3 separate regions of the Homo sapiens genome follow, and regions 1 and 3 are each linked to region 2. A link is an interaction called in ENCODE POLR2A ChIA-PET data of the cell type or tissue named here. Cell type or tissue: GM12878. All regions are shown on one strand. Each heading gives the region's core, and the rest is flanking DNA. Links, peaks and the distances in the headings are about the cores only. Region 1 overlaps NFYC (nuclear transcription factor Y subunit gamma). Region 2 overlaps SMAP2 (small ArfGAP2). Region 3 overlaps RLF (RLF zinc finger).

Region 1 (10,321 bases), core at 2,049-7,048, 320 kb before region 2:
TCTGGAACAACTGATAACATATAAATAATCAATGACAAACAAATAAATTTAAATCAAAATAACTACCTCTTAAAATGTAATCCTTAACACATACTTCTTCATCTTAGGACTTAAATTCCCAGAATGAACATTTTCTTATTATAAGCATTCTAATTCCCCAAAACTTTCACAAATACAACTACTCTGAACTCCTAAAATACTATCTATCCCCTTCACTAAGAACCCTCTAGATTACAAAGAAGACAAGGTAGCATGCAAGGAATTCTGAATCTGTTAGGCAGTTCACTCAGCTATCATACCAAAAGAATTTAGAATTTTTTGCTGGGGGGAGGGAAGTAAAAAGAGTGGGAGAGAGAATGAATGCAGCCCTATTGTCTTATTCCCTGAAAATTCCTAATCTGAATCTATAACATATTCCTACTAACCACTCGACTTGAATATCAGAAGTACAGTCTCTTTTCATCTTAAATAGAGCTTTTCAGTCCAAATCTGTATAAACAAACTTTGTCCTTCAATCTTTCAACTCCCCAGCAGTTTTTCAAGGTCACTTTTGCAAGCAACGACAGAGGCCTGCATCCAGGAACTTTGACTTGCTATATCATTACAACTCCAAGAGCCCCGAATCTAAATCCTATCAGTCCTCTAAGGTAAATCCTTTATTAGAGGGGAAGCTAGGGAAGGCAAATCGACACCCTCGAAACTTCTCCTCTAATAGGGCCTGCTCCTTTTCCGTACCCAGAGACTAAGTGCTGCTGGCTGACGGCTCCACACTGAGTCTGCTGCAGAAATGTTCCAATGACCTTCATTCCATATTTGCAAATAAAAAGAAAACAAAGAATTGCATTTTAAAATCAGGTGTATTATAGATCTTAGTATGTGGGATTGAAGATTTCACTGTTCATGAGAACTGGCTGGTTACTGATTAGCAACCTACATTAGCTTTATATCCATAAAGAGAAAAATATATACATATCAAGGGCAAAAGATAGGGTGCCTATACTCTTAACTTTCCTATTCACAAACTGCAGGATTTTAAATATTTAATACGGAAAAATGGAAAGCACTTTGCTCACATCATTTTAAAGAACTAAATCAACACCTGACAAAATGTGTGAAATCTGTGGAAAAATATTTGCTCATCACTGTCAATATAAGTGAAGATATTTCTAACCAGCATTCTAAGCTAAAATGTGCATTAAAAACAAAGATTGTTACTACATTAACTACTACTTATTAGAATCTAGAGGTAGACTGGTAAATCAAGAAAGTTATGGGAAAATTTCACACTGGCATGTGGGCCTTCACCATTAGAACCTGCAGCAGTGCAAATCGTATTTTCACACAAATTTCTAACAGCAACAGTGTTGCTTCCATATCTGAAAACACAGATGTCAACAAAGTGCATGGAAATAGAAAAACTCTCACAACAACCCAGCTTATTCCGTAGGAAAGCTTCAGGGCACTTGAACAAAGGAAAATTATTTGGAAAACAGTTAAGTTTACCCAATGCAAAGAGAAAAGTGTTTTGCTTCTGTGTGCCCCTGAAAAATGATTAGCCTTTCTCCATGTACCTGATCTTGTCGATACCCAACTAGGAAAGAAATCCTAGTTGAAGGACATGCAAAATCTAAACACAGCAAGGTATTCTAGGTGCACCAAAAGGTATGCATGGAATGTAAAGTGGCCATTTTCTGAACAGTGCAACTTGTCTACACTCTCTGAAGCTAAACAGTTTCTATCATTTCAACACAAAACAAAGAATTAAACTTACCGGGAACTGCATTAATTTTACATGTAGTTATTTATACCTCCACCGACTGGGAGAATTTAAGTCACTCCTATCCCTACCCCCCAAAGGACGGAGGAAACAAAAGGCAGCAGGAGATGCAGAAACATGAGTCTGGAATGTCCACTCCACTGAAAACCCGAACAGCTGTCCTCCCACCCCCCAACAAACTATTCGCCATTTTTCTTTGTCTTTCAGCTGACCCCTGCCTCAGTGAAAAACTCCGAGGCTCCAATGAAGCCCTGCAGCCTCCTTCCACTTTAACAGTCAAAGGCATTCAATCTAGCATGCTATTTGACACCAAACCTTGCCTCCACAGTGGTCCCATTGGCTGAACTGCTTTATCGGCTAAGAACACAAAGCCACGATTGGCTGTTCACGTCATCAGTTACCTCTTTTGTACACTTCCTGTTTTAAAGTTACCTTGAGAAGCAGAACAGGGGTCAGATTCAGACTTCAAACTATGGGGAACTCTAAGGCGTGGAAATGTCTGGCAAATGCACATAGCAGCTGCACTAGGGCATCATGTGCTTCTAAAACAGAATATTGAAAATTTAGAATTGTTCTTAAAAACAAGCCAAAGGGTTGTTAGTGTTCCCACCCACGGGATTTCTTATTGGCTGTCAGAGTTCCATTTAAAAAATTTAAGGTAATTTAACTGCTTCTGATTGGCCATCAAAGATGTCTGTAAGATACTGCTACGGTATCCTATGGCAATAGACCAGAGAAGCAATGTGCACAAGGTCGGAAAGTTGTGACCATCTTCAGTTTTCTGTTGAGCATTAACAGAAGAAAAACAAAACTGGGTAGGGCTAATCCAAAGAAAATACAGCTTCTTTAACACTAACAGAGTGATGCCAATGGCCATACAATAGTTTGCATGATTTCTAAAAGGCATCTGTCATTATGTTAGTGGCACTTTAAAGGCACAGACTGGTATCAAGGCAAAGCACTTTATTTTAAAACACAAACTAATTTAAATAGGAAAATTTTAAGGTAATGTATGAAGTTAGCGGCAGGGACAATGGAAGTGGCATTTCTAGAAAGTCAACCAGGAACCTAAGAAGGAAATATAATGATAAGGGGTTGGGGGGAATGACAAAAAAGCTAGAACATTAGTGAATACAATCATCCCCTGGTATCCATGGGAGACTGGTTCCAGGATACTCCCCAGCCAACCCTCTCATGGATACCAAAATCCTTGGGTGCTCATGTCCCTAATATAAAATGGTATAGTATTTGCATAAAACACTTGCACATTCCCATGTATACTTGTTTTTAAGAGATGGTGTCTCACTATGTTGCTAGGCTGCAATGCAGTAGCTATGCAGGCACAATCAGGGCACAACAGCCTCAAACTCCTGGGCTCAAGCAATCTTCCCACTGCAGCTTCCAACTTGGGTGAAACTACAGGTGCATGTCACTTTGCCCAGCTTCCTCCATACTTTAAATAATCGCTAGGTTATGTATAATACCTAATAAAATGTAAATGCTATATATGTAGTTGTTATACTGTATTGTTTAGGGAATAATGACAAGAAAAAAAGTCTGCATATGTTCCGTACAGACACAATTTTTAAAAATATTTTTGACCCATGGTTGGTTAAATCCTTAGATGCAGAGGGCTGACGATGTATTACTAAAAGCACATTATAATTTGATGGACTAACTGATTTATTTAGGGCAGTCACAGAGTTTGACATTCCAGAGGATAAATTCGTTATTTCTTTCATTCTTTTTTTTTTTTTTTTTGAGATAGGGTCTGGCTCTGTCACCGAAGCTGGGGTGTTGCTGGGGTGTAGAGGCACGATCTCGGCTTACTGCAGCCTCCGCCTCCTGGGCTCAAGCGATCTTCCCACCTTAGCCTCCTGAGTAGCTAGGACTACAGGTGTGTGCTACCACCCCCGCTAATTTTTCTATTTCTTTCTTTTCTTGTTTTTTTTTTTTCTTTTTTTAAATTGGTAGAGATGGGTTCTCACCATGTTGCCCAGGCTGGTCTCGAACTTCTGGGCTGAAGGGATTCTCCTGCCCCTGCCTCCCGAAGTGCTGGGATTACAGGCGTGAGCCACTGTGCCTGGACGAGGATAAATTTTTCTCTCTCTCTCTCTTTTTTTTTTTTTTGGAGATGGAGTCTCACTCTGTTGCCTAGGCTGGAGTGCAGCGGCGTGATCTTGACTCACTGCAACCTCCACCTCCTGGGTTCAAGTGATCTACTTAGTAGCTGGGACTACAGGCACCCACCACCATGCCCAGCTAATTTTTGTATTTTTAGTAGAGATAGGGTTTGACTATGGTGGCCAGGCTGGTCTTGAACTCCTGACCTCAAGTGATCCACCTACCTCGGCCTCCTGAAGTGCTGGGATTACAGGAGTGAGCCACTGCACCCCAGCCTTCTACCATATATATATAAAAAAATTTTCTTTTTTTTTTTTGAGGCAGAGTCTCCCTCTGTCACCTAGGCTAGAGTACAACGGTGCGATCTCAGCTCGCAGCAACCTCTGCCTCCTGGGTTCAAGCGATTCTCATGCCTCGGCCTCCCGAGTAGCTAGGATTACAGGTGCCCACCACCACATCCGACTAATTTTTGTAGTTTTAGTAGAGACAGGGTTTCACCATGTGGGCCAGGGTGGTTTCAAACTCCTGACCTCAGAAAACCTACCCACCTCGGTCTCCCAAAGTGCTGGGATTACAGGCATGAGCCACCACGCCCGGCCCCATATTTTTAAGAATAAGCACAGCAGAGCTGATCTCAGAAGAGATATTATAAGTATTCTTACTAGTCTCACTGTGGTTATTGAAAACATTCCAAGGTGCTGAAGTCTACCAGTGGTAGTCAAAGATTTTCTTATGGATTTTGGACCAACTGCTTCGGTTTTTTAAGAGGCAGCTCCTAATGTGGTGAAAATCAATTAGCATGTTTTTCTTTTCTTTTCATTATTTTTTTTTAGCAACACATTCAAATACAAGCATCTCACCATTCATTACCTGAGGCCTTTAACAATCTCCTTAGATCTGCTTCCTCCCACCAAAGCTAAATATCCTAGGACTGAAAAATACAATTGTTTTGCTAGGTAGACGAGCTCTTTTCTAGAAACTCCTCATTTGACCATACATGAGAACTCATCCTTGACATGTGCAGAGATTCAGCAGGGACCCGAAATAGGAGCAAGGTGGTCTGCCCTATCACTCTGCCATATTAACTTCTCTACATTCCACTCATTTCCCATGATGAAATGAAATGATTTCTGAACACCTACTAGTGCCAGGTTCTGTGCTAGGTATATTACAGACTTTACCCCTCTAATTCTCACTACAATACCCTTCTACCAGTGAGAAAGAGTGAGGTTCAAAGAAGTTACAAAAACTGGTCCCTAGCCATACATCTGGATTCAAACTTGGGTCCCACCGAGAGTGGTACTCTTTCCGCTGCACCACACTGCTTACCAAGACATGGAGCACCTCAGGGCACATCCATGGAAATTCTTAGGTGCCATATATATGTGTAGATAGCATAAACCATTATCCAACTTCAACAAATTTAAAAATTAAAAATCTGGGCCAGGCGTGTTGGCTCACACCTGTAATCCCAGCATTTTGGGAGGCCAAGGAAGGAGGATCACTTGAGCTCAGGCATTTGAGACCAGCCTGGGTAACATAGTGAGACCCCATCTCTATAAAAAATACAAAAATTAGCTAGGTGTGGTGGCACACGCCTGTGGTCCCACTTACTTTGGAAGCTGAGACCAGAGGATCACTTGACCCAGGAGGTCAAGGCTGCAATGAGCCGTGATCATCCCACTGCCCTCCAGCCTGGGCGACAGAGTGAGACTCTACCTCAAGTAAATAAATAAATAAATATTAAAATTTAAAAATCTGACTAATGTTAAATTTGATATGCCAGTTAGAGACCTAGCCAATGGTATGACCAAATATCACCCTATAAATTGTTACAAATTTTACTACTAAATTATTAGGACCATTTAACCAGTAACAAACCACATTTATAAGAGCATGAAACAACTAGGTAAATCATTAACAAGAGTACACTGTTAAAATTTGAAGGGGTTGTGAGACAATTTCACAATGGCATCCAAATAAAGAGTTTGGTTATGTTAACACGATGTGTTATAGGTACTGTAATTCTTTTCTCAAAAGTTTAGATTACAGATTCTGAATAGCTACTCCCATCCTGGGAAGAGAAGGCAGAAGGCCAACAGGCCTTATCTGTACTGGAGCTTCTCTTAGCCCCAGAACACCTGAGGGCCAGTCAGCTGACAAGGAAAAGCAGCTCATGTGAAGGGTGGGGGTGGGGAGCAGAAGAATAGGGAGAACATGTTCACAACCTCGCTGATTACTAATTAGTGCCAGTATGGCAAAACAACTAAGCACTTGGAAGGCAGTGTTAGTTTCAAGTTCTGACTCTACTTATTAATTATATGACACTGTACTAACCCTGAGCCTCAGTTTCCTTATCTGTAATGTATAGATATCACCATGTATACCAGAGAGCCATTTTAAGGATTAAACAAGGTAATATATGTAAAGCATATTGTACTATGCCTGAATAAGCATTGAAAAAATGGAAAGTATTAAATGTCATCCAATTCAACTTCCTTGATTTATAGACGGTTAAGGTTCAGAAAGGGAGAAGACCTGCTTAAGGCCCTGAAGCCACTTTGAAGAAACACCTCTCTTCTATCTCTAGCATATTCTGCAGGCCTGCAGAAAGCAACTCCTTAGCCATAAAGGACAGTATGGGAAGACTACCAGGAGCCATAAAATTCTCCACTTTTTATGCTGGAAACCCAGGTTTTTCACCACTAATCCCACCAAATGTCTGATCACTGTTCCAAAAGCTGGCCCTCCGACTCTGCTTCGGATGTACCAGATTAACCCAATCATGACCTTTAACACTCTATGAAGGTCTTCAGCGTAGTTTTTATTACTTCTTGGCAGTTTGCAAGGAAAAGACCTCAAGTCCTACTTCTCATCAACACTTACCTTAGAATTCAAGCCACAGTGGGAAGAGAACCCAAATTATTCTTGAATTCCATTTGGCAGCTGAATCCATTCACTCTTACTATAGCTTTCTCTTCTACCTGTCATTACTGTGGACTGAGAACCTAACAGAATCTCTAGGATTTCAGCTAACATTCTTCCCTGGTCCTGGATCTCAGCAGCCCTCTACACCAGACAACTGCATCTTCTTACCCTAAAAAACACTCAAATCAGGCTGGGCGCTGTGGCTCACGCCTGTAATACCAGCACTTTGGGAGGCTGAGGGGGGCAGATCACGAATTCAGGAGATCGAGACCATCCTGGCTAACACGGTGAAACCCCGTCTCTACTAACAATACAAAAAATTAGCCGGGCGTGGTGGCGGGCGCCTGTAGTCCCAGCTACCCAAGAGGCTGCAGCAGGGGAACTGCTTGAACCTGGGAGGTGGAGGTTGCAGTGAGCAGAGATCGCGCCACTGCACTCCAGCCTGGGAGACAGAGCTGTCTCCAAAAAAAAAAAAAACACTTAAATCACTATGAGACAAAACCAGTAACTCTGGTTACACGGTTGAAGCTTTAATACTCTCAAAGAAGGTAAAGTGAGAATTTTGCTCTTGGTTGGGAGAATGATTTCTGAATCATAGCTACCTGCTTACTAGCTGCATATTGGCCAAGATACTTAACCATTTCTGAGCTCACTTCCTCCTGTGTAAAATGGAGGCAATAACACCAACTAACAGGAGTGTTGAGGCTTAAATAAGTGAAAGCACTCAACATATTATCTGGAATGTGGTAGGTGCCCAATTAATATCTAAATATACACTTGATTATACAGCAGGTACACATAACTATTTTTTAACATGCCTCTATTACCAAAGAAGGGCTTCTTGAAGGCAGCAAGTGTCTTTATTTTTATCTACATATATCCCCAAAGCATAAAGATATAAATCAAATCCGATTTTAGCCACAGTGTCAGTGAAATAACGGAGTAGCAGGGATTGAGGAAAACTGGCAAGTGTGTGACTCATCTAAAGGAGTGACCACTACACAGCTCCAACTGAAGAGGGCCATGTAGGAAATGTGGTTAACTGCAATAAGAGCTTCATATTCTTTTTTTTTTTTTTAGGGCTAATTGCCCAGGCTGGAGTACAGTGGCATGATCACAGCTCACTGCAGCCTTGACCTCCTGGGCTCAAGTGATCCTCCTGCCTCAGCCTTCTGAATAACTAGGAGCACAGGCATGCGCTACCACACCCAGCTAATTTTTAATTTTTTTTTGTAGAGACAGGGTCTCCCCATATTGCCCAGGCTGGTTTCAAACTCCTGGGCTCAAGTGATCCTCCCACCTCAACCTCCCAAGATGCTGGGATTGTATGTGTGAGCCACTGCACCCAGCCCAGATTCTTTAAGAAGTAAAAGACAGACTGTTTTAATGTCAAATCTTTCTATTTTAAGTTTCGGTTCAAGTTTTAAAAAAAACAAAACATAGGCCAGGCGTGGTGGCTCATGCCTGTAATCCCAACACTTTGGGAGGCCGAGGTGGGTGGATCACCTGAGGTCAGGAGTTCAAGACCAGCCTGGCCAACATGGGGAAACCCCGTCTCCACTAAAAATACAAAAAGTAGCTGGGCGTGCTGGTACATGCCTGTAATCCCAGCTACTCGGGAGGCTGGGGCAGCAGAATCGCTTGAACCTGGGAGGTGGAGGATGCAGTGAGCCGAGATCATGCCACTGCACTCCGGCCTGGGCAACAGAGTGAGACTCCATCTCAAAAAACATTATAAGCAAATCAAAGAAAATTGAGGACTGCCAGATTATAATTTCTGACCCATTATCTCTCACCCAACTTGGTCTTGAACAACTAGTAGCTATTTCTCAAATCCAATCCACCTTCAAGGTTTAACAAACAAACAAAAATATGTTCACACATCTTCAAAATAATCTGATAGAAGTTCTGAAGATAGGCCGGGTGCGGTGGTTCACACCTGTAATCCCAGCACTTTGGGAGGCCGAGGCAGGTAGATCACGAGGTCAGGGGATCCAGATCATCCTGGCTAACATGGTGAAACCCCACCACTACTAAAAATACAAAAAATTAGCTAGATTTGGTGGCACACACCTGTAGTCCCAGCTACTCGGGAGGCTGAGGCAGGAGAATCGCTTAAACCTGGTAGGCGGAGGTTACAGTGAGCCAAGATCACGCCACTGCACTCCAGCCTGGGTGACAAAGAGAGACTCCCTCTCGAAAAAAAAAAAAAAAAAAGTTCTGAAGATAATCCCCAAAAAAGGCCCAGAAACATTCTGAGCAATGACCACGTCATTAGAATAAAGGAACATTGCACTGGTGCTCAGTAAATGGTTATCAGTGAATGAAGGAATGAAATAAACTAATAAATGGACCTTAAGGAGATGACAAATTCTGAATTATTTGTTTTTTGAAAATAAGTTATATTCTCCAAAGCATAAATTAAGACCAATAGATGGGAAATTATTCTGCAAAGACTCGCTTCAGCTCTCAGAGCTGTCCAAAGATGACACAACTTTCCTCAGAAGCTATGGATGGGGTTGTTAGGCACGGGCTGTTTGAACACTTGACAGGGATGTGTAAAGGCAACATGAGAGAGAGCAGTCATGTGCAGCAGCAAGAAAAAAAGCCCAATCTTTACAGCTAAACAGATTTAGATTTTAATCCCTCCTCACCACTTTTTAGGTGAGTGACCTCGTGCTAGTTATTCAACTCCATCGAGGCCAGTTTCCTGCACTAAAACATCTTGCAAGGTTTTAGGGCTTAGGAAAATTTCATTTGTTCAATAAATACTTAAATTATAAGCATAGCCATTGTACTAAATAAGCTCTGGGGATTCTAAACAAGACACAGTTCCTGTCCTTAAAGAGATTAAAGTCTACTGTAACAAACAGGAAAGTTAAAATAGGCAATCATGATGCTGTACATTAAGAGTTACAACACATGCAAATGCAAAATGCTATGGGAGGACATAAGCATAGCACCTAACCCAGGGCTTACGTAAGTTTTAGGCTGGTCAGAGAAAGCTTCTTAGGAGAATTAAAATCCTAAGAATAAAAACCAAGATAGACAAAGTGAACTGCATGTGCAAAGGCCTGAAGCTGACAGAAAGTATTACATTCCTGTTTGGTATAGCAGCAGCCCAGAAGCAAGAAGCTAGAAGTAGAGTTAGAAAGGTAGGCCGGGCGCAGTGGCTCATGCCTTTAATCCCAGCACTTTGGGAGGCCAACTGAAGTCAGGAGTTTGAGACCAGCCTGGCCAACGTGGTGAAACCCCATCTCTACTAAAATACAAAAATTAGCCAGGCATGGTGGCAGGCACCTGTAATCCCAGCTACTCAGGAGGCTGAGGCAGGAGAATCCCTTGGAGGCAGGAGAATCCCTTGTACCCAGGAGGCAGAGGTTGCAGTGAGCCAAGATTGCACCAATGCACTCCAGCCTGGGTGACAGGGCGAGACTCTCTCTCAAAAAAAAGAAAGGTATACAGGGTTGGACAAAGCTAATATACTAAAAC
Region 2 (9,527 bases), core at 3,323-8,322:
ACTCACAATCCCAGGGCCTTCCTAGGTTGCTATCTGATAGCCTTTGTGAGTGAATGCTTTCATACATTTCAATCATTACCCTGACCAAGGCTAATAGCAGGCTGGTGGGTGTAGGCGTGTAGGGACTGCTGCGCTAACAGCTGGGCAATCATTTCAAAGTTGGCCAGGTGGACTCAACATTTGAAAACTTGACATGGTCATTAAAGTCCCTCATAATCAAGCGTCGGCATTCATCTGTGTATAGTATACACTTAATGCATGCTTACTGATTAAACAGGTAATAAGCAATAGTGGAATAACATGAAAACTGATATTAAAAACAGCCCATATTCAAATAGTCCCATCTTTGTTCCTCTAGACCAATGGCTCCCAACAGAAACGATTTCCCCTCAAGGGGCAATGCTGATGTCTAGAGACATTTTTGGTTGTCACAACGGGCAGAGGGGTAGGGAAGAGCTACTGGCATCTAGTGGGCAGAGGACAGGAATGCTGGCTCCTAAACATTCTAAAATGCCCTGGACAGTGCCCACAACAAGGAATCACCCAAAATGTCAATAGTCTGAGGTTGAGAAATCCTGCTCTAGAGGAACCATTTTTAAGCCATTTAGTTTGAAGTGAGACATAAGAATATGTCAATTTTGTGGAAAAGCCTCTCTTGTTCTGTAACAAACAGATACACGTTTAGAGTACAAAATTCTAAAATTGTAACAAACCTTAGGAATGATCTAGTCTAAGCACAGTTGGAGAAACTAAGGCCTAGAGAGGTCAAGTCATTTGCCCAAGTTCACAGAAGAAAGGATCAGCTGGACTGAAATTAGAATCACCTTTACACACCCAAATGTGTGTTATACATAGTAAATGCTCAATAATGGTCACTAAATTGATATCTTGTTCTTTAGGTATTCTTTTTTTTATTATTACAACATACAATTCACTCTCTGCTGCTGGGAATCTGAGACTGATTGTGAAGATTTCTTCCCATCCACACTCCCCTTCCTCAAAAAGAAGCCCAGAAGGGAAAAACAGTGTAACCTACTAGAGCTCAAGACTGAGTGGCCAGGCAGAAGATGTTTTTCAATTGTTTCCAGGGAAGCTCATGTCTTTCACCCAGGCAGAGGCTCTACATAAAACCTTCTAAGTGAGCAAATGAGCCCTTGTGCAAGACCATGGACATGTGAATTTCTCTTCGCAACTCAGCACAGCAGCTTTCCTAACACATTGGAGAAGTCCCAACCAATGGCAAACAGATGGAAAATCAGTGCCAGTTTCACTGAATCACAACCACATCCAAACAAGCTAGAAAGCTTTCAGTTCTAAACAAACAGCAGAATCAAAATGAATTCTGGGATCAAAGTACAGATGGTTGGTTAGTCCAGTGGTGTGCAGAATATCAGTCATCAAAACAGCCCTGGCTTAAGGGAGGAGAGCAAAAGATGGAGATTTGCCCTTTGAAAAAGAAAACATTCACCACGATGTTTCAAAACCCAGGCGTTTCAGAATAGAACACAATGAGGTCAAAATATATGGCATAAGGGGGTGGGGCAAAGATACCAGCCATGTGAGTACAAAGATCCTGCAAAGGGAACATTAGGCAGATGAACTCAGGGCAGGTCTGGGGGTGGGCGGGGGAGGGGAGTGGGTGGAGGTGGGGGCATCACAATTTCAAAAGAGCCCAAGTAAGATTCTTTAAACGAACCTGTTCCAGTGGGCACAAGGAGTTTCTAAAACTGCTGCAAGGTTATTAAATTCTACAGCACCTGAGAACCACGTCTAAATATTTACTCCCATCCCACAAAAGGGCTAAAGGACTGCTATTTCAGCCTCCTGTTTCACACTTCATGCTACATTTTTCCCCAGGATGATGTGTCACACCAAAACCTCCTACTGAGAGGGCAGAGGATTCGCTTCATGTCTAGCTCCAGCTTCCAAAGCAGCACAGGTGGCAGAAGCACAGAAATGAAATGGCACAAAGAAGCAATTACCACAAAGCAACCATGAGATTCACCTGCTCAGCTTCCTGGTGTCACAGATCTTCAGCTATCTGGGCTAACAGTATGAGGAAGACTATCAAAAAACAAAACAAAGCATATGACCTGAACACACATTAACAGAATAATGCTGCTCATAATAGGGACATAGACACTATGTGCCAGACACCGTGCATTAAGTATGCAGATAGACATGAAAACACAGTCCCTGTCCTCATCTCCAGTCTGAGGGCCCTTCTTCAAAAAAAAAATAATAATGCAGTAGCTGTTACCTCCTTTCTACTAATGTAGGACCTCTAATCCACCTCCTTAGAGGACTAAGTTTAAGTGAATGAGGACTGTATGAACAACATAAGATGCTAGTCAATGGCGCAAGGGTATTTCCGCACATCAGGTATATAATGTTGTGTCCGGAATTGGTGGGTTCTTGGTTTCACTGACTTCAAGAATGAAGCCGTGGACCCTCGCAGTGAGTGTTACAGTTCTTAAAGGCGGCGTGTCCGGAGTTTGTTCCTTCTGATGTTCGGATGTGTTCGGAGTTTCTTCCTTCTGGTGGGGTTCGTGGTCTCGCTGGCTCAGGAGTGAAGCTGTGGACCCTCGCGGTGAGTGTTAAAGCTCTTAAGGCAGCGCGTCTGGAATTGTTCGTTCCTCCCGGTGGGTTCGTGGTCTCGCTGGCTTCAGGAGTGAAGCTGCAGACCTTCGCGGTGAGTGTTGCAGCTCATAAAGGCAGTGTGGACCCAAAGAGTGAGTAGCAGTAAGATTTATTGCAAAGAGCAAAAGAACAAAGTTTCCACACTGTGGAAGAGGACCCGAACAGGCTGCCACTGCTGGCTCGGGCAGCCTGCTTTTATTCTCTTATCTGGCCCCATCCAATCACATCCTGCTGATTGGTAGAGCGGAGCGGTCTGTTTTGACAGGGTGCTGATTGGTGCGTTTACAATCCCTGAGCTAGACACAAAGGTTCTCCACATCCCCACCAGATTAGCTAGATACAGAGTGTGGACACAAAGGTTCTCCAAATCCCCACCAAGAGTAGCTAGATACAGAGTGTCCACACAAAGGTTCTCCAAGTCCCCACCAGAGTAGCTAGATACAGAGTGTCGATTGGTGCATTCACAAACCCTGAGCTAGACACAGGGTGCTGATTGGTGTGTTTACAAACCTTGAGCTAGATACAGAGTGCCGACTGGTGTATTTACAATCCCTGAGCTAGACATAAAGGTTCTCCAAGGCCCCACCAGACTCAGGAGCCCAGCTGGCTTCATCCAGTGGATCTCGCACTGGGGCTGCAGGTGGAGCTGCCCGCCAGTCCCGCGCTGTGCGCCCACACACCTCAGCCCTTGGGTGGTTGATGGGACCGGGTGCCGTGGAGCAGGGGGCGGTCTCGTTGGGGAGGCTCAGGCTGCACAGGAGCCCACAGAGGTGGGGGGAGGCTCAGGCATGGCGGGCTGCAGGTCCCGAGCCCTGCCCCGTGGGAAGGCAGCTAAGGCCCGGTGAGAAATCCAGCGCAGCGCCGGTGGGCCGGCACTGCTGGGGGACCCAGCACACCCTCTGCAGCCGCTGGCCCAGGTGCTAAGCCCCTCATTGCCCAGGGCCAGCAGGGCTGGCCGGCTGCTCCAAGTGCGGGGCCCGCCAAGCCCATGCCCACCCGGAACTCCAGCTGGCCCACAAGTGCGGCACACAGCCCCGGTTCCCGGAGCTGGCTCCCTCCACACCTCCCCGCAAGCCGAGGGAGCCAGCTCCGGCCTCGGCCAGCCCAGGAAGGGGCTCCCACAGTGCAGCAGTGGGCTGAAGGGCTCCTCAAGTGCGGCCAGAGTGGGTGCCAAGGCCGAGGAGGCACCGAGAGCGAGCGAGGGCTGTGAGGGCTGCCAGCACGCTGTCACCTCTCAATGTGAAAGTGCCGGCCCATCTTGCTGTGGTATGACCCATAAAGCTGTTCCTTATGTCCCTTATGTTCCTTAGGTCCCTTATGGGGAAACCAGGGTTCTCCCGAATTCCCCATTCCTTGCCTCAGCAGACATCTACTGCAATGAAGCAGTTCAGAATGATAATGCCCATAGCAAAGCCATCTCTACGTGGGCTCAACCCAGAGAATCCCCTTGGTAACTTTTTAAATTAGAGGGCCCACTTGACTACTCAAATCTGAACACATAAATAACCCATCACTCTAACAACAACACAAAAATTTATACTTCCTTATTTGTATTGTTAAAAAATTGAAAATTCAAATATTAACAATTGGGCAAGAGATAATAATGACATATTCCAATGCTGGGATACAATAAAGGTATTTACACGTTTTTAATGTCATGAAATAAGCTTATAATAAATGTTAAGCAAAAAAGAATGATATAAAATCATTATGGTATAAGCTCAAGTAAATGGGTGATAAGAATTATGAAAAATAAGGCCGGGCATGGTGGTTGATGCCTGTAATCCTGGCACTCCGGCAGGCCGAGGCAGGCAGATGATGTGAGCTCAGGAGTTCGAGACTAGCCTGGGCAACATGGCAAAACCCTGTCTGTACTAAAAATACAAAAATTAGCTGGACGTGGTGGTGTGCACCTGTAGTCCCAGCTACTATGAAGGCTGAGACAGAAGAACTGCTTAAGCCTGATAGAGGCTGCAGTGAGCTGAGATCGTGCCACTGTACTCCAGCTTGGGCGACGGAGCGAGAGACCTTGTCTCCAAAAAAAAAAAAAAAAAAGAATTATGAAAAATACCTTCAGCATCATTATATTTTTCATACTTTCCAATGATTTTTATCGTGGATAGGTTTCAGAATCATAAAAGATAAAGTTGTTGTTGTTTTAAAAAAAACCAGCATTTACTGATGTTTAGATTATAAGCACAGGGATCCTCCTATCTCCCCAGCTCCTAAAATCCCACAAGACAGAAAACAACTGGTCTGTTCCTATGGCAACAAATCTTTTTTTCCTTAAATGTATGAGAAGTCTAATGAAACTGGGACCTATTTTTACTCTGCCCGTAATATGGACCCTTGATCTGAGCCACTTGTGTCAGGCTACTTCTGTCGAGACTAGGCTCAGAACAAGTTAGAATGCTCAGGGAGCCAAGCCGGAGTCTTCCTGATTCCAATGTTTCATTTAATGAAGCTTCCTTTCTCTTTCATATAATCTGGGAATGTTAATACTGTAGTCACACTACAGGAAAGACCTTTCCTCAAGTTTCTCCTCCATCTGTAACGGTTCCTCTAACCGAACTCTTCATGCCTACTTTCAGAGAGACAAAGTCAATCCCTGTTCCAAACAGCTAATCTTTCAGTAAAAATGATTTCAACATAGCAGAAGAGCCTGAATCTCTTAATTCATTCTTTCTCAAATCAGCTGTCACACTCAAATTGGTTTCCGTCAGCTCTGCTGTTTTCAGCTATTTTGAACAAAAGCATCATGGTAAGAACAGGGAGTTTCCTTCCTGTTTCTCTTCTCAGGGTTTGTGTCAGTTATAAGGAGTGATAAAGTGTCAACAACAACAAAAAGACACCAATGCCCCCTTCTCTACAAGCTTTACACTACAGCATATGATGTCACCAGTTCACACAGAAAATTCTGTAAGAAATTATTTTTGAAGGCACAGAACAAAAACAACCACCTAAACAATATCAAGACAAAACTTCCTTAACTCAAAACTAGAAACACTAGAGAACTCATTTCTAAATCCACACATTTGGGGACTTCCAGTTAGACAAGAAAAGAGGAAGTTAAAGAACAAAATGTACTGTGTGCGCACTTCAGACCACTGAGGTGAAATAACATTGTAGGATTAACATGTAAACCCACATCTAAAGATGTAAGCTCTGTGGTAGAGGCCTGGGGATTTATGGTATTCCGTCACCAGCAACTGCTGCAAAAGACAGCATGGCTATTTGAAGAAAAGGAAAAGAAAAGGTGCTCTATTTGCTCAAATCACCATGCTAGGACACACTTATCAGCTACAGCTGAGAGTAGGTCTCTCTCCCTCTCGCATTTGCTTCACTGTTTCAATACATCATAAAATGAGAGCATTACACATTTGATTTGTGGGTGAGGGGAAATGACATGAGGCCTGAGGAACCCAGTTCTCATTGTTTCAGATTAAGAAATTTCTTTTTGGAAGCTTTGACCTGAAATGTTTTTTTTAAAAAAGTATTTTCCAAGTAAGCTTATGAAATCCAGAACTTAAATAAACTGTATTCTATATGTATTTAAAAGCAAACCAGAATTCCTATAGGAAATCTATGAACTGAGGGGAAAAGAGGGCTATGGTCAACAAAATTTGTCAGAGAATCACTTAACATTAATTGAAAATGAAAAAAAGCAACAATAATAAAATTCTACTACTACCGAGTGACATGCTACAAAGGTGGGATTCCAGGGCAAGCTTCAGCCACACATGAGGGAGGATGGGGGATAAGGGGAAGAGCTGGACAAACTGAAGACGACCACCAGAGCAACCTTACGCTGACGGATGGCCACAGCTGAGGCAGATCTGGCTCATCTCTGGGGCTTTCCACTGGGGAGAGACCTGCAGTTCAGCCATCAGTGGACCGGCATTCACAAAGCCTGTGGGGAAACACAGGATCCAGAAGAGTGGGGTAGGGAAGGAGAAAGTGTGGGAAACGGAATAGTCAAACACAGCAGTGAAATATTATATTTATTAAATATGAAGCTTCAAAAATGCATAGATGGACCTCTTAAGTTGAAATGGACCAGCTGAAAAGAACTGGTACTCTGGGAAGCAGTCTGATATGCTTTTTCAAATCCCAAATTACATTTTCATTACACCTGTGAATTATAGTAACACCTGCCAAGAGGAAATGAGTTTTTTGGAGAAAAGAAAGAAACAAGGAAACCTATGCAATTGTTACAGTTGGTAACTTCACTCAAACAACGAGAGTCCTTTATCTGTGGCCTCTGTGGGAAGTAACAGCCTAAAAGCAAACATACTCACACTGCACTGAAAACTCTGCTGGCCTAGTTCCACCAATTCCATTAATATAGCAAGGGCCCAAATGCAGGTGACCTGATTGACAAAAAAAGCACTTCTAGAAAGGGCTGAACTTGTCTCATATAACTCATTAGACACTTTTATAATCACGTAGAAAACAAGTAGCCACAACTTGGAAAGCTCTGCCCTTAAATGGAGCAGCAGCAACATTCCTTACAAGACAAAATATTTTTTTCAGGTCAGGGTAGAAGAAAACAGACCCAGTGATCTTGCCTCCCTCACCCAGTGCAAACTTATCTGAAGTTGTGGGGTAAAACAAACAAATCAATAAGACTAGTTAAACTAACATGCAGCACAAGATAAAACAGCCACACTGCAGTTACCTTAACTGTAAAGAAAACACTGAGCTGAGGCCCGGCCTTGGTGGCTCACATCTGCAATCCCAGCACTTTGGGAGGCCAAGGAGGGTAGGTAGCTCACTTGAGGCCAGGAGTTTGAGACCAGCCTGGCCAATGTGGTGAGACCCTGTGTCTACTAAAAATACAAATAATTAGCTGGGCATGGAGGTACACACCTATAATCCCAGCTACTTGGAAGGCTGAGGCATGAGAATCACTTGAACCCGGGAGCCAGAGGAGGCAGTGAGCTGAGATCGCATCAAAGCACTCCAGCCTGGGCAACAGAGCAAGACTCTGTCTCCAGAAAAACGAAAGAAAAAAAAAAGAGTGAGCTGTACCATGTTTTAACGCTGCAATCCTCAACATTTTCTGTGTATGGCTTCTGTGTGACTAACTCAAGCTGTCCAGTTGTAGATATACTCAATGTGGATACACCATACCTAAGACTTCCCAGAATTGACAGGGTGGGAACTTATTTTCTGAGTAACCAAACGATAAGTTGCTCCTGGCAGCAGCCAACAGTCAAATACATATTCAATACAGGAGCCAATTTGCCTAGTCATACCCCCTAAGTATATAAACTATGACTGAGTTGTTACATTACTTCCTGGGACTAATAATTGTTTCAGCAACAGTCAAGATCCTTTAGAAGCACGCAATGTTATATCTGCCGGAAAACCCTTCCGTTCTCTTGTCCAAAATAATTCAAATACTATAAGGGGAAAGAAATTACATCTTGGAGAATTCAGTGCCTTTGTGTCTTTGCCTGTTTGCGCTGGGATCCCTCCCTTGCTCCGCTTGATCACAGGGAACTACATCTCCCAGGCTCCCTTTGCCAACTGATTTCAGGATAAGTTCCATCAATGGGAGGCACTGAGGAGGATAAGAGGCAGGAGCAGGGAGCAGCCAGGGTAATACGCTCTCTCACTCGGCCTACTTCCAGCTGCCACCAGACTGCTCCTCTTTCCATGCTTCCGCTCACACCAGACCACTCGGACTTCCAGCCCTTGGTGACACCAGTGCACTATTTTCCTTGCAGGCATAGTAGTTCCCAGGCATTGCTAATCGAATGGGTGCCTCACCAGCCCCTGTTCAGCTTCTTGGCTCTTCTAGCAGCCTTGTAACCTACTCCCTATTTTAAATTCCCTCTGCTTATAAGACCAACAGTGGCTTCTGTTCCTCTGACTGGTCCTTGACTGACATAGGGCCTTCCAAACATATTTTAAAACTTATTTTTCAGAAAATTAATAGCTTTCCTAAGAATTAAAACAATTATTCAGATAACCTAGAAAAGGTCTCTTCTAATATGAAACAAAACATTTACAGATGATAAAATCAATTCATGCATTCAAACAAATATTTACTGAGAGCCTGGTCTGTGCCAAGCACTGTTCTAGGTGCTGGGAACACTACAGTGAACAAAACAGGCATAGGCCCCTGCCCCCTAGCTTACATTCTAGGGATGTGTAAAGTGTGGCACATTATGATTTTAAAAATTAGCCAATATAGGACTGTTGCTTTAACAATAGAGGAATTTGGTAAAAGTGGATTAACTTTAAGGTGTTCTACTCTACAAAGACTTGGTTCTTACCTTTTCAATGTGGTATGAACTGTCACATTCCAGGGGCCAATACAGAACTTCTTCAAAGCTAGTATCTAGTTAAACTGGCCACTTGATCAAACAGGAGTACAACTGTGGTAAGGATTTAAGCAGACACAATAACAAAAGGTAGGCACTGTATGCTTACAGTGTAAAGCATATGCATGTTTTATGCAGAATCTTGCTTGGCATCATTTTTACAGGAAATACCATTTGGAGGAACTGAGTCTGACTCAATTTAATAAGTCACTTTATCCCTTCACTGTAGCACAGGTAGAGTCCATCAACATAACATACAAAGCCAGTGGCAGTGTACATAACAAGTAGAATGTCGCAGTCACCGATTGCATGACACGATTTCCAAGATGGAATTTTCAGGCAGAAGAACAGAAACAGACAATGACTCATGTGATGAACAGTTATATAGACAACTGTGCCCAAGAAAGCTGCCACCTACATACCATAATGACATCAGATGAAAAATGCAGAAAAAAGGTAGTTTTCCAATTTATCTAGAAAAAAAAGATTTGCTGAAAAGTATATATACTGAGAGATGAGACTGCAGCTACCTGTTTATGCATCCTAAGCACTGAG
Region 3 (10,321 bases), core at 3,115-8,114, 150 kb after region 2:
CAAAAAATAACAAAAATGAGTAAGTTTCTTTCAGAAAAGAAAACTTGCCTTTTTCGTAGGTTACATGTTATTCACAGAAAAAAATATGCACGTTTCCCATCTCTATACTCAAATGAAGAAATGTCAGCACCATATGACTGTGGAGTTTGAGTTGAATAACCTGGCTTTCACCTACACTTCAAATTGTATTTCCCACTATTCACCTTCACAAACAACACTCACATTACAGAACTGTGGTATTTTTGGTACTTCAAATACCACCTGCAACTTTCCATCTGTTATTCCTTTACACTAAATGTCCCTCTCTGACATTCTTCTAGTCAGAAGAGATTGGAAACTGGGCTCCACCTCTATTTGTGCCAGCCAGGCAAGACACTTCATCTCGTTCTTTGTCAAATATAGTAACAGCACCTACTTCATAGGATTATGAAAATTCAACAACATAATTTTATGTAAAATGCTAAAAAGCACAATTACCCTGAATTCTCACAGTACTTTCCACTTCCAGGCCAGTGCTTCTAGAACTTTTCTGTGCCTAAGAATCACCTGGAGATCTTACTAACACGCACATTTTGGTCCAGTAGGTCTGGAGTAGGGCCTGAATTTATGCATTTTTATTAATAACAATCTCCTAGGTGACACCTATACTGCTGGCCCACTACCACACTTTAAGTAACAATGTTCTGAGATACTCCAGCCCTCCCTTCACCTTGTGAAAGCTTCTTGATGGCCCTGACAACTTTTTTTTTTTTTTGTCTCCCATTGCATCTGGAATTGTATCTCTTTAAATGTGTGTATTTAAATATTTGGTGAATGATTATGTCTTAGGCAGTTCAGCTCAGTAGGCCTTTTGGGACTGAGAAAGGATAGATTGAGAATGGAATACCCTGAGGAAGGCTAATAAAAAACTTTCTCCTCCACAGTTCCTTACCCTATTTCACACATGGGCTCATGAAAATGGGGAAAACACTGAAGCAAGAGAATTCTGGGTAAAGGCAAGAATAGAAGTGTCTGGAAGTCTTCATTCCTACTCACCATTTTGGAGGCACTCTTGAATTGAAAAAGCTTTGAAAACAAAGTCAGTGCTTTCAGGTCTGTGCCAGGGTTGGGACAAATTCCAGAGATATCAAGTTAAAATGATTACTACAAGCTAAAAAAATAACCCTTTGCCCTGTATTATCGTATAGTCACTCATGCTGGTTTAAACAGGAAAGTCTTTTTTTTTTTTTTTTTTTGAAATGGAGTCTTGCTTTGTTGACCAGGCTGGAGTGCAATGGTGCAATCTCAGCTCACTCCAACTTCCACCTTCAGGGTCCAACAGCGATTCTCCTGCCTCAGCCTCCTGAGTAGCTGGGATTACAGGCATCTGCCACCACACCCAGCTAATTTTTGTATTTTTAGTAGAGACGGGGTTTCTCCATGTTGGTCAGCCTGGTCTCAAACTCCTGACCTCAGGTTACCTACCCGCCTCAGCCTCCCAAAGTGCCAGGATTACAGGTGCGAGCCATCGCGCCCAGCCAAAAGTCTTTAATAAAGATCAAATGATGCAAGCTGCTCTAACTGGGATAGACAGTGATCTTGGGATCAACTACTTAGGCTTATACTTGAATTATTTTACTTTTTTTGAGACAAGTCTCGCTCTGTCACCTGGGCTGGAGTGCAATGCCGCGATCTCGGCTCACTGCAACATCCGCCTCACGGGTTCAAGCGATTCTCCTGCCTCAGCCTCCCAAGTAGCTGAGACTACAGGCGTGTGCCATCATGCCCAGCTAATTTTTTGTATTTTTAGTAGAGACGGGGTTTCCCCGTCTTAGCCAGGATGGTCTTGATCTCCTGACCTCATGATCCGCCCACCTCAGCCTCCCAAAGTGCTGGGATTACAGGCATGAGCCACCGCGCCCGGCCTAATTGGGTTCTTAAAATCTAGGTTTAGTTCCACTGTGAATGGCCTCACTTGGTCCTTCCAGGGGCTACAAGTTCTGTGTGGTTGAATGGATATAGTTCAGTCTTAGTAGCTTTCTCTTACTCTGGACTAACCATCTCTCTCGTATGAGGAATTTTTACTAGGCCTACAGGTGCTTCTCATGCTCATATCACAAAAAGGGACCTTTCACCTCTACCTCCTCCCTTCGTAAGTGAGGAAATTAAAGCCACTGAAGAAATTAGCTTGATTCCAAAGAAACAATACTGGTCTCAGTCTCTAAGATCCTTGTTTCTGCCACTTCTTTCAACAGAGTCTTACTCAGATCACTTGGATTTCTCAGAATCCTCTGTTACCTACTGGGATCTGAGACAATAAACGACTTGGTTATGGGAGTGCTTTAGACTCAGGGTGAGGTGACAGAATGAAATTCCTGAAGAGCTGACAAAACAAGAAAATAAGGTTTAAGAGTCAGAGAAAAGGTCTTGAAATTCTAACCACAATAGACTGGGTGTGGTGGCTCACGCCTGTAATCCCAGCACTTTGGGAGGCCGAGGAGGGTGGATCACGAGGTCAGGAGTTCAAGACCAGCCTGGCCAAGATGGTGAAACCCTGTCTCTACTAAAAATACAAAAAATTAGCCGGGCGTGGTGGCACAAGCCTGTAATCCCAGCTACTCTGGAGGCTGAGGCAGAGAACTGCTTAAACCTGGAGGGGCGGAGGTTGCAGTGAGTCGAGATCGCGCCACTGCACTCCAGCCTGAGCGACAAAGCAAGACTCCGTTGAAAAAAAAAAAAAATCTAACCACAAGGATGAGAAAGAGATGTTAGTTGTCTGAGTCACTTCATTACTAGCTAATGAAAGTAGTTGAAAACTTCACAAGCAACAGGAAATGAAGCTGCTGTATTAAAAGGATATACTGCTATCCTCATTAGACAGACATCCCACAGTCCAATGAAACTCAACACATCTAAAAGCCAAACTCACCTTGGTTTCCATTATCTTCCCAAATATTCATTCCTTCTTTGTATACCTACTTAAAATGGTTGCATCAGTACCAAATCTTTTCCTTCACTCTCCAAGCCCCCAAAATCCTGTCTCCTTAAATACTTCATCTACTCTGCCTTCTGCTGCAATTGTCAGTAAATACACTCACCAAGCTTGCCTCAATTACTTCAAGTATACTGTTTCCAATTTCAGCTTCTCAAATCAAGTGAGCACTCCACACTTCAACTGATATATGCCTATAGACTCAAATCCAAACTCCTTAGTCTTCATGATTTAGTTCCTGCTATCTCTACAATGATGTCACTCTCTTGTTCCCCTTTTATTGCCAGCATATCAAATTATTTGTAGTTTCCTAGAAACATGCCCTCTGAATTTGCTACGTCCTTCATGTTCTAGGTTGGCATATCCTCTCCTTTCTACTCGGCCAACATCTGGACATCCTCTGGGAGCTATCTTGACTCCCGCAGCTAATTAATCTCAGAATTATCTTTCCACAAAAACAAAAATTTTAAGATAAAAAGAACCTTGTTCTGGGATGGGCACGGTGGCTCATGCCTGTAATCCCAGCACTTTGGGAGGCCGGGGCAGGAGAATAACTTGAACCTGGGAGGAGGAGGTTGCAGTGAGTCGAGACTGCACCATTGCACTCCAGCTTGGGCAACAAGAACGAAACTCTGTCTTAAAAAAAAAAAAAAAAAAAAGAACCTTGTTCTGAATGATTTAGCTAATAATAAATAAAAAAATTACTGGGGTAAAATGTGAATGGCATATTTCAGAAAATACAAGTGCAATTTCAGTTTACATGTGGCATGAAAGCTCATTATGAGTAAACAACGAATGGGTGAAAAATTGTAATTTATTGAAACTCAACTCAAAAAATATAAGATGCTGTAGTGTACAATATATTACACAAAGCACCCTCAGGTGCACATTCAAGTCAAGTAAGAACTCCATATCCCTTTCCCTAGCCCTCCCACCCTGGGACCTTAGTATTTGTTCCATATACAATCATGCACACTTAATTTGAAAAAGGAAGCCCCAGTATATTTTGATGTATTAATTAGCACCAAACAAGTGTACAGTTCCATTTTTTTAATAAACAAACAAACAAAAATAAACCCAATCATTAAACCAACTGGAGAGCTAATGGACTCAGCCAATACTGCTGACATAGATATTATACATTCATGTAAATACACAGCCTATTCTACCCTAAACAACGGTGTGGCTGCTTCTCAGCCTTTGTTCGAGTTGGCAAATGTCCCCATGTTGCAGTGTTGGAGCCAGTCTGTTACTAAAACAAAATTGCTACTTATGAACTTCCTACACAAAGCTCATCTGTCTTTTTTGTTGGAAATAAGTCTAAAATTGGTGTGGAAAACTTAGATCTTTCAAGAACCACCACTGGCCGAAGATAATGAAGCTGTTTTAAGGCAAGCTCTCCACAGTCTGTTAATGCTTTGTCCAATACAACCCTCAGGTTTTCCAAGGAAGGAACTGTTGTTGTTTCAGCTACTATTAAAGGTGGGATTGCAGTCAGGTTCTCATGAATTGTAGAGTCACTGGAAGAATGAGGTATGTCAACTTCAGGTTCACTGTCATTCACCATATTATTTGCCACAACATTCCCTGTTAAATCATTACTGGACTGTGAAGAATTACTTAATGTTAAGTGCTCTGAAGGCTCCCAATCATCAAAATCATCTTCTTTCTCTTCACTTTCCTGAATAAATTTCAGAAATGAAGATTCAAATCCCATAGGTTTGTAAGTCTTCAAATCAAATGACCGGGGCTGTGAATGTTTCCTAAAATTCTCTTTTGGGACATGGGTTGGATTTTTTACAGTGTTTTCTTGCCCTGAACTATGCTGCCTAGTTTCTGATTCTTTGATCCTTGGTAAAGGCAGCTGGAAACTTGTGAAATAAGTCCCACTTTCAGTCCCATTGGGATTAGGTATGGAATTTTCTATTTTACAAGGAGGAGGAGGCTGAACTATATTACACTGTTCTAGGGAAGTGGTTTTGGAACTATGATTACATTTCAAAGTTCCCCTGTAGAGCAGAGTATCTGCATCAAATACTGAGCTGCTTTCTATGCACCCTTTCTGACCTCCATCCCTTTCACTTGAATGACAGCAATCAGTGTTCTGGATGGGTGCACTACTGTCACCCGGGGAATGGCTGTGTTCTGTGCGCTCTGATTCACAGCTTCTATTTTCTTCTTTCTTTATACAGGGATCTGCTTCAGAAGGGGGTTCCTCCTTAATTTTGGTACCGTACTTAACGCAAACAACAAGATTCTCCATCTGTTGCTCTAAATAGGCACTACTCATCTGATGAGTGCGTTTGTAATGCCTCACAATGCTGCTCTCCAACTTCACCACAGATAAGCATCCTTGAACCATGCAGGGGTACTGTGTGTGCTCAGAGTGCTCCACACACATATGGAGGGCCTCAGCTCTGGTTTTAAAACTTATTGGGGCTTTCTTTTCTTTGATTAAGCCACATTTTTTAGACTTAGCATTAAATGATCTCCTGGTGGTCTGATGTTCATGCCCCTGAGTATCAGCTGTTTGACATACCTTTTCACTCCTTAGTAGTCTCTCATTTGCTACTTTCTGGCTTCTAAACAAATCATCATAATAGTCTTTATGTCGGTAATATACATGTTGTGAGTAATTACTGCGATGGGTGAAAATCTGGCCACAGCCATTAAGATCACAATGAATTTCATAATCTGAATGTATTTCCCCTTCAATATTATGCTGTTCCATCAAGTGGTGCTTCAACTTGTTGAATGTATAAAAAACAGCAGGGCACTGAGGCTGGTTACAAGAAAACCTTGCTGCAGATCCAGCTTCGGAAAGTACTTTAGGCTCTTCAATATGGTCTAGGTTATGAGAATCACTACAGTGCTTAGCAAGAGCTTTGGAACACAGGAAGCGTTTATTACATTCCTTATATTTGCAAGCAAATATCTTTTTACATTTGACAAGTTCCCTTTTGGTTCTTGCTTTGTCTTTCTCCAAACATAACTGTTCTTTGTTGTACTGATGTACAGTTCTGTAATGGCGAATTAAGCCTTTTAGATTGGTGAATGAGGAGTTGCAAGTTTTATGAATACAATGGAATGGTTTGTGGTATTTATTCAAAATATAACACAGATTTCCTTTAGCAACAGTTCGCCTGCTACCTCTGCCCTCTCTTCCTTCTTGTTCTTCTCTATGGCTGCCTATTGGTGATGAAATGTCAGATGTTTTACTTTCTGTTTCTTCACAAGATGATTCCAAATCTGTTTCAGAACTACATTCATCCTTTTTAGGATGACAGTGTGGTTTCTCAGAGTTACTACTGGGATCACCTCCAAGTTCTGCAGAACAATCACCTTTCAACCTATCTACTGAACATGGGCCTTCATGATCACACTTTTCATTATCTAATAGTTTGTGAGTTGCTCTGTCACTGCCAATTTGATGTTTATTTTTATAATGAATCCTAAGGTGTGTTTTTCTTGTAAATGACCTTTGGCAAATATGACACTGAAATGGGGAATACCGATGTTGGAACATGGTTAACTGAAGGACTTTTTCTTTTGAATAATTATGCTTTTTAAGATAATGCATTAACAGAGCCTCTCTGGTCACAAATTCATATTTGCATCCTTGAAGCTCACAGAAAAACGGCTTAGCCGCCAACTGTGCAAGGTACTGACTTGGCATGTTTTCATCTTGATTCTGAAAATTAAGGTCTGAGATAGATGAAACTGACTGAAGAGACTTAGCACCACTGGATGGGTACCCCTGCAATGACCCTGAGAAAGATCCATGTGTTATTGAGTTTTTCAAGCTTAAATGTTTCAAGCGTAACAGAAGTTCCAACATGGTATCCTCTGTACAGGGCCTTTTAGAAGCACAAATGGAGGATTCTGAGGAATAACCTTGATGTTCTCGTTTACATTTAATGTGAATATTGTGATCTAGACCTTCATCTGGGGAGTCACTGTTTGTATCTGAGCAGGGTTTAGGTTCTGCATCCAACTTTTCAGTTGTCTGATTATGTTCATTACCCAAAGAGGGAAACAGATCTTTCGTCTTTATCTTTTTGGGCTTGAAATGGTATGGATGAACCTTCCGTAAATGTTTCTGCATTCCTCTTGCATTTTTGTATGTGGAACCACAGCCATCAAAACCACAGGTAAACTTAGTCCCGTCAAAACAAACTGCCATACTGGAACATTTTTCTTTTAAACTGGAGGGCCCAAAGACTTTCTCATTAGATAACAATACATCCTGCATAGTTTCAGAGTGATCTAGTGTGTCAATTAGCTCTTCATTCATTGAAGCTGAAGAGCTATGACTTAACTGATCACTAGAATTACTGTCACTGTTTTCTTTCAGGTTTTCTGCAGTTTCTGTATCTATTTGAGAATTAGCTGATTCTGCACAGAAAAGATCTTCAGGTAAATGTGATTTATCAGTTTGGTTAAGTAGATGGGGCTGATTAATACAATCTTGCTTTTCACCTGTTGCAGACTCCTCAAGTTTCACTGATTTCTTTATGTCTCCATTTGAATTTTCAACATTATGCATTGAGAGGTGATTCTGGTATTCAATTTTGGAGTAATAGAACTTTTTACAGCCAAGGAAGTTGCATGTGTAAGATGCATCCCTAAAGTGTTGTGCTTCATGGTGGTAAAGCTGTCCCAAGTCACTGAAAACAATATTACAGCCATTTAATTCACATTTGTAACGCAGATCGTCATGCTTTTGTTTATGGTTAAGTAGTTCATTTACTGATCCAAACCTAGCATAGCAATCTATAGATACACACATATAAGGCTGAGGCCCACAATGCACTTGTTCGTGCTCTCGAAGGTGAAAAGCAGACATAAAATGTCGTCGACAGTAAGTACACTTCTCTCTTCTATTTTTCATATCCAAGTAGTGCTTGGCATTTTCATCATTATTTTGGTGTTCAGCTTTAAGATGCACACTTAAGTATTTAAATTGCTTAAACACACGGGAACAGTCTGTACCGGGACATGGATACAAATCTCTGTCTTGCAGGTGGCAATCTTCTAATTTGCTGAATGTGACATATTCATGAGACTCTCCTTTGGCTTGGTCATTCAATGAATGGTTTTGCTCTGGGATTGCAGAGGGGCTCTTAGGACAAATACCCTTTTGAGAGCCTTTTAACAGTAATTTCTTTTTAGAGCGGTCCCTTCTGCTTGGTGGCATTTTAACATGCTCCATCACATGAGGAACAAACATTTCTTTTCTCTTAAATTTTTTAATACAAACTGGACAGGTGTAAATTCCATCTTCCATATGCATCTTAGAATGATGAAGAATTCTAGCCTCTATACATTCCCGCTTACATAACAAACAGAAAAACTTGTACTGAAGCCACCTCTGATATCTTTCAGAAGAGCCAATAGGTTTTTTGTCTCTTTTCTCCTTATGCTGATCTGTCAAATCTCTTCTTCTATATTGTTTATCTTCTTTACCCTCATCATAGTCACTGAGAAATGACTCTAAAACATCTGTGTCATTAATGGACATTTCATAGCCACTTAAATCATCATCAGAATCTGAGGCTTCTTGTCCTAAAAGTTGGTGGCAGTGTCGTTTTAAAGTTTTCCAGTCCCAAAACTCAGGATCAAAAGGCCAGTGGGCTTTTAAAGCTAGTAAGAGCTCACATCGAAGAGAATTTGGAACCGGTGCATTTTCTTCATCAAATTTTTGATCTGGTTGCAAATATAGTTCTTCTAACATATTAAATCCATCCAAACTGGGTTCAATTAAGAATTCTGTAAGCTGACAGGCTCGTCTAACTTCTAAATCTTCTGGTAAAAGACAGGCAATTGTTTTACAAACTGATGCCTTCATTTCCTCATCTTCACTTGATCTGAGTTGAAGAGCTCTGACACACAGTAAAATTGACACCCCAAGACCAGCATCTTGTGCCTGTAAGTAAAAGAGGATAAAAAAATTATTTTTTTGCATACAGAAAGATTATATAACTTTCACTGATAAGGAATTTTAGCTTGTAAAAACTTTTAGAGTTCCTAAATTTTATCTTAAATCTTTCTTCATGAAAGTTACATTTAGATATTTCTTGTCTCAACATGCAAAGAACTAAATTAGATGCTACAACTACGAACAATGTACATTTACTAGGCACTGTGTATTAAAGCAGTTCCTTACTTCCAAGGAATTTATCTGTACCCCGAATGCATAAACAATAAATGCATGTGAATCCAAAGAAATTCAGGATAAAAAAGGTCACTGGAGGATTCAAAATAGAATGATGTTGAGTAGAGGGGCAGGGTTTAAAATGGCAGCAACAGGAAACACAGGTATAGATGTGAGTCTAAGATTAAATTCAATTTAAGAAATTCTCTTTGGCTGGGCACGGTGGCTCACGCCTGTAATCCCAGCACTTTGGGAGGCCGAGGCAGGTGTATCACCTGAGTTTGAGACCAGCCTGACCAACACGGAGAAACCCCGTCTCTACTAAAAATACAAAATTAGCCAGGTGTGGTGGTGCATGCCTGTAATCCCAGCTACTCGGAGGCTGAGGCAGCAGAATCGCTTGAACCCAGGAGGTGGAGGTTGCAGTTTAGCCAAGATCACACCATTGCACTCCAGCCTGGGCAACAAGAGCAAAACTCCGTCTCAAAAAAAAAAAAAAAAAAAAAAATTCTCTCTATCATGAACACTTGGATTTTTCAAAACTTCAAAGATAAAATAAATGATCCTTTCCATTTCCTCCTGAAAGAATCTGGTAATTTATAGTCACCGTCACAGGTGTACTGAATCTCAGCTTTCCAGGGAAAAAACAGAAATCAGAAATCTTGCTATGGCAGCAGGTTCTCAGAAACTAGTTTAAAATTAGGAAGACCTGGTCATATGTGATAAAAGCTTGGTACATACAAGATAACTCTTTTTATCTGAGAGGCTGAAATAAAATACAAAAATGACATGAGCAAAGAAAAGCAAGATATGTCAGAGTGGCTTAAAACGCACTGCTATGAGCAGAGACTTTAGAATCAGACTTTGACTGCCTTTGAACCCCAGCTTCACAACAAGTGACAAGTTCTCAACCTCTAAACTTCAGTTTCCTTATTGGTAAAATGATAACAGTAATGTTAATAACAGATTTTCCTCCTAAGGTTATAAAGATGAAATAATAACGCTGGCACATTGTAACTATTTAACAGAATACAATGTAAAATAATGGAGTAAATTCCACTGTTTAAATCAGTAAACAATTTGCCAGGCATTTAATTCTGTGTTGGGCATCATTCATTCTAAATGCTGGGAACACAAAGAAATCACTGTCATTGATTTACAGAACCCCTACTACAGCCTAGGCACTTATTTGAAAT

Evidence for each region. Peaks named below come from ENCODE experiments on the same cell type or tissue, not always from the same donor. Only the 100,000 strongest peaks of a DNase experiment are listed, where the experiment ranks them.
Region 1: POLR2A ChIA-PET joins it to region 2 with 5 read pairs; 4 of 35 experiments call an interaction of 5 or more read pairs at or near these places.
Region 3: POLR2A ChIA-PET joins it to region 2 with 6 read pairs; 6 of 35 experiments call an interaction of 5 or more read pairs at or near these places.

Annotation. Positions count from the first base shown.
Region 1 is chr1:40,701,067-40,711,387 of GRCh38, reverse strand. The region is part of intron 1 of NFYC (nuclear transcription factor Y subunit gamma); the gene reads right to left. Among named protein-coding and RNA genes, the nearest start is that of NFYC-AS1, 14 kb to the right of the region's middle. RefSeq lists an enhancer at 1,856-2,482 and a silencer at 2,525-2,574. In GM12878, for the core only: no CTCF peak of the experiment used is centred there; a DNase peak (open chromatin) is centred at 2,167; H3K4me3 peaks cover 1,100 bases; H3K27ac peaks cover 948 bases.
Region 2 is chr1:40,382,022-40,391,548 of GRCh38, reverse strand. The region is part of intron 1 of SMAP2 (small ArfGAP2); the gene reads right to left. Among named protein-coding and RNA genes, the nearest start is that of SMAP2, 13 kb to the right of the region's middle. RefSeq lists an enhancer at 5,535-5,804. In GM12878, for the core only: no CTCF peak of the experiment used is centred there; a DNase peak (open chromatin) is centred at 5,718; H3K4me3 peaks cover 4,031 bases; H3K27ac peaks cover 4,675 bases.
Region 3 is chr1:40,234,368-40,244,688 of GRCh38, reverse strand. RLF (RLF zinc finger) reads right to left here. Exons shown (of 8, transcript NM_012421.4): 8 at 3,768-8,897. The coding sequence ends at 4,242. Among named protein-coding and RNA genes, the nearest start is that of TMCO2, 8.4 kb to the left of the region's middle. RefSeq lists an enhancer at 2,833-2,882. In GM12878, for the core only: no CTCF peak of the experiment used is centred there; no DNase peak of the experiment used is centred there; H3K27ac peaks cover 364 bases.